Regions from separate parts of the Homo sapiens genome. Here region 1 is linked to region 2. A link is an interaction called in ENCODE POLR2A ChIA-PET data of the cell type or tissue named here. Cell type or tissue: CD4-positive, alpha-beta T cell. All regions are shown on one strand.

What was found. ChIA-PET counts read pairs that join two places held together with the same protein. Peaks named below come from ENCODE experiments on the same cell type or tissue, not always from the same donor. Only the 100,000 strongest peaks of a DNase experiment are listed, where the experiment ranks them.
Region 1: POLR2A ChIA-PET joins it to region 2 with 6 read pairs; 4 of 35 experiments call an interaction of 5 or more read pairs at or near these places.

What each region holds. Positions count from the first base shown.
Region 1 is chr5:35,656,642-35,659,141 of GRCh38, reverse strand. SPEF2 (sperm flagellar 2) reads right to left here. Exons shown (of 37, transcript NM_024867.4): 8 at 1-123. Among named protein-coding and RNA genes, the nearest start is that of SPEF2, 40 kb to the right of the region's middle. In CD4-positive, alpha-beta T cell, CTCF peaks have their summits at 687, 909 and 1,109; a DNase peak (open chromatin) is centred at 1,051.
Region 2 is chr5:35,829,823-35,832,322 of GRCh38, reverse strand. No RefSeq gene overlaps it. Among named protein-coding and RNA genes, the nearest start is that of IL7R, 26 kb to the left of the region's middle. In CD4-positive, alpha-beta T cell, no CTCF peak of the experiment used is centred here; a DNase peak (open chromatin) is centred at 1,532; H3K4me3 peaks cover 667 bases; H3K27ac peaks cover 1,846 bases.

The DNA.
Region 1 (2,500 bases), 170 kb after region 2:
AATTCTGTTTTGCCATAAAACTTCCTTTTCATGCCGAACATGCATGAGCTGCACGGCAATCCTGCGCTCCTGCTGGGACTGCCGCATCAGCCGGTTAATCAGCTGTTCCTCCCGATAAGCCTCCTGAAAACACCAGGGGAATTATTTGTTAAAGTGACGTCCAAATTTCCCGCTGAGCTACGAAGCCTATACAGAAACAATATACAAAAGGCATAATGTTCATCTAAATCAGTTTCTGTCATTTGACTTAATTTGAACATGGCAAAAAAAATCATGTTATGAAATGAGGATTTCCAACAAAAGTTGGTGTTTAGAAACATTATGGCTTTGCAACTCACAATTACTTTAAACAAATTATTACTTCATTCAAAACATTATTAGAAATAAATTAGGTGATTTTTTTTCAAGGTTTTAAAAACAAGCAAATAGCTAATGGATACTAGGCTTAATATCTGGGTGATGAAATAATCTGTACCACAAACTCCTGTAACACGAGTTTACCTATATAACAAACCTGCACATGTACCCCGAACTTAAAATAAAAGTTAAAAAAAAAATAAGTGCTATAACTCTAAACTTAAAAGCATGTTTTCAGAAGGTTGGGATTATGCTGTACGCATTTTAACATAACTACTAGTTATAAAACAAATCAGGCATTGTCAGCTGAAGACTGCAGATCTGATTAGTTCCCCGTGAGGATATCACAATACCAACGTGAGGAAAAGCTATTAATACAAACTGACAGAATGTGAAGCCTGGAGAAGAGGCTGGGGGAAATGACCTACTGCTTATCTTATCTGAGTGATCATAATCTGAAAGAAAAACTAGATAGATGTATTCTTGGCTGTTTGAGGAGAATAGAAAGGTGACCAGTAAATGAACAGTGGAAAAAAAACATTAAACTGGGAATCAGAGGACCTGGTCATCATAATAGGCTGGGTGGCCTTGGGCAATTAACTCAGTTTCTCGGGCCTATTTCTCATTAGGTAAAATTATGGGTTTAGGTGGAAGATAATATCCAAGTCCCCATCAAGCTCTCTCACTCTTTCGAAACAGAGACATCATGTGGAAAGAGGAGGTATCTATAGTACTCAATGGGGAAGACATAGAAAAATATCTAGAGACCAGAACTTACTCTGGTCTACAACCACTATTTAATTTTCCAAAGATGCCCAAGCAGCTCTATAGAGGAATAGGGCACTGCAGGAAAGACCTGACAGCTAAGTATTCAAGGGTCTTCTAGTTAAGAAGTGAGGGAAGGGCCTGGCGTTCAAATGCCAGTTCCAAAGAAATGGCATAGAAAAGATTCTTAGAAGGCAGAGGTAACTGACTTGGGGCAAACCTTAATTGGCCAAGACACTAGCCATATGACCACAAAACCAGGTGGGAGCCAAACTGTGTTCCCAGTTTGAATACACTTAAATGCCTATGAAGTACTTTAACAAGCCCAAAACTAAACTCACTAACTCCCCTTCAGACCTGGTCCTCTCCCCATATTTCCCCATCTCAGTTGATGATCCTACAATAATCCACTCTGTGATCTAAGACATTAGGGCCATCCTAAGTTCACTCCTCTCTCATCACTCCTAATACTCAATTGTTCAAGAAGTAGTCTAGTAAACCTCCTAGGTATGTTTTTAAACCACCCCCCCGATTCCATTCCATACCCAGTGACACCACCCCTATCTTGAACAACATCAGCCCCTCCCTACCAATCCTTTTCTTACCATCCCTACTCTCAAAACCTATCCCCTAAAAAGTCAAATTGATTTTTATAACTTTAAATCTCATCATTTAGTTCACATAATTCCACGTATTTATCAATCAGTAGGCAAGATATCAACTTGAGCACAGGTCTCTGGCTGTCTCTTCACCAGCCAAACTAAAACAGGAATACCTAAATTCCAGGGAGAAACTGGAACAACTTGAAAGCTAGGGAAGATATTTTGAGGCATTTCTGATGGATTAAGTGCAAATGGCACCAGAAGAAAACATTCAGGGCTGATGTGGGATTTATGTCATGCTTGTGAAAAGCAGCAAGTAATTGAAGGAAGTAGAATTCCTAGCCCTGACATATACCATTTTTCCTCTGGAGGAGAGGAGAATGGATGGAAAAACCAGCCATTGTACACATAAGAATTTCCCATTCCACCACTGTGGACCAGGATCTCTTGTGTCAGTTGCACAGGAGCCTGGGCTCACTACATTCCATAGGAAGGAGGTGGTAGGAATGGAGGGAATGCAGCATATGCTTCAGGCCTGGTTCTAGGAATAGCAGCTCACCCACACACAGAAAAGCAGCAGCACAAGATGAGGTTCCTGTGATGGAAATATATAGAGCCCTGGCTCTTTTTTAGGCCCCTTAGGTTGCTGGATTTCCAAACTGGTAAATATACCTCCAACTCTAGTTTTGAAAAGTCAGTGTTAATAGCATCCTAGTGGAAAGTGAGGAAATCTAGAAAGAATTCATTTATTCCATTTTCCAGGCAAACGCCAGACC
Region 2 (2,500 bases):
TAAAGAAAACGATTCCAAGGTTAAAACACAGTTAAACCAACCAATAAACAAAAAACATGATAGAGCATGATTAAGAGATCAACTTATTTCACAAGTATTTGCAATTGCTTTAGAACCAACAACATTGATATGTGAATTTAATATTGTTATTTACTGCATTTCACTAACCTATGATGATATTAATTGTAAGGTTCATTTCAATCCCAAAGATGTTAACTCTGAAAAGAATAATCTTCTGAAAAAATGTTCTTTAATCAGAAAGCACATTTGTCATCCTAGTTCTTATTATCATATATGTTTGATGTTTGAAGATAATAGAATTGTACAATAGAATTGTACTTCTTGGAGACTATTATATTGCTTATGCCATTGCTGTGAAGTTATGAGAGAGGGACACACATGTTGCAAAGCATATGTCTCGTGTGTGACAAATTTGATGTTTTATCACAGGGTGTCCCGCCCAATCTGTGGCTCACACTATGTCCCCAGTACTGTTTGGCTGCATTTCCAGAAGCCAGCAACAGGACTAGAATCCATGTTTCCAATGGACCCTTTAATTCTTGAGAAGCTGTGGAGGAGATAGAGTGACACTTTATCTCTTTGGTCTCTTCTTAGCTTGTAGCGGCTAATGCCTTATGACGGAAGAGTGAGCCTGGACACTTACTGCCTAGTTCCAGGTCAGTATTTGGCTGGAAAGAGAAGTTACTATGGATCAGAGGCTGTGGTTCTCCTAATTGCTCTTAGTAATGGCCATCACCACTTCATCCATGCAGGCTTGGGTACTTCCTGTCTACTTGGTGGATAACATTTGATTCCTAAAGATGGAGTGAGAATGACATAAAGTTATTTGCCAAGGAAGAGCAAATGTTTACACTTACTTGACACCTGAAACCCTTAGAATGCTAACTGAAGCAGACTTTCCTTAGCTAACTGTAGGTAAATATTATACTACCCACCAACACTATTGTATGAAAGATTACTGCAGGTAACAAGAAAAATGAGACAAGGAAGACTGTCTTTGTGCTAATCCATGGTTAGAACCTTCCTTTAGGAAGGAATCTTCTTAGAAGAGAAGGAAGCACATAGTAGATGTTTTGGATATCTAGATATCTTACTACTTTTCAATTTCTCATAAAAATAAACATTTTGGGTGACAGCACCTGATGTATCAGATTATGTATTTGTTTAGATCAAACAGCTTTGTCATTGAAGTGAACTAAGATCTGTTCCAGAGCTTCCAAAGAGAAAGAATTGGAAACCTATGCTGTTTTTCATTTCTGAAATGGTTAAAGCATTGCCCTGGACTATAAAACTGGGACTGTGGCTTGGAAACAATCTTTGATATTATCTGAAAATCTTCAAAACAAAATGCAAGTATGGCCGTATTTTTTTTTCTAGCTGATCTGCCATATGTGTATTTTGGCTGTCTGTCTGATTGTGCTCAGATGTGGGTAGTGGTAGGGAGGAAAAAATAATGTTTCTTAACTCTGAGGATAAAAAGACTTCAAACTGTGTGCCTCTCACATCCTTTGGTAATCTGCCCCACATTCTGCACCGTGATGTGGGATATAGATACTGCTAATTTGGTGTTTATTTCTTCGGAGTGGGGGTTGGGGAGTAAAATGGGGAGAACAAGCATTAAAGAGGAAGGTGTTGCGGATAGGTGGCAGTTTCTGAGCTCAATGAAGAGGAGTCAGGTGCTAACTCTCAAAGCAGAACTCAAGGAGCTTTAATCACTATTATTACTTAAGTAATAATAGACACTATAAGGTGCCTGCTGTTAGAAGTAACTGATATGGGGTGATCCCAGATCATCACCTTCCTGGTCATTATTAAAATATCAATCTTCACTGTCATTTCTTTTTTCTACTCAGAGCAATGAAACTGAGAGATACTATGTAGGCAGCAATGATCTAAGCAGGAATTCTCAAACCTTCATCTCAAAGTCATTTGAAGTAAGTTAAGAAGGAGGACATGTTTTGAGGACATTGAAGTCTCATGTTTTACCTTAAAATGTGTGTGTGTGTATATATATATATATATATATATATATATATATATATATATAGTGCTTGATGGCATATATAGGTTTCTTAAAAATAAAAAGAATAAGATGGCTGGGCGCAGTGGCTCACTCCTATAATCCCAGCACTTTGGGAGGCCAAGGCGGGTGGATCACCTGAGGTCAGGAGTTCGAGACCAGCCTGACCAATATGGTGAAACCCCATCTCTACTAAAAATACAAAAATTAGCCCAGCAAGGTGGCATGTGCCTGTAGTCCCAGCTACTTGGGAGGCTAAGACAGGAGAATTGCTTGAACCCAGGAGGCGGAGGTTAGAGTGAGCTGAGATCTCGCCACTGCACTCCAACCTGGGTGACAGAGCAAGATTCCGTCTCAAAACAAACAAACAAACAAAAAAAAACGCCAAGGTTTTCCAATTTCTCTCTCTCTCTCTCTTTTTTTTTTTTTTTTGAGTTGGAGTCTCACTCTGTTGCCCAG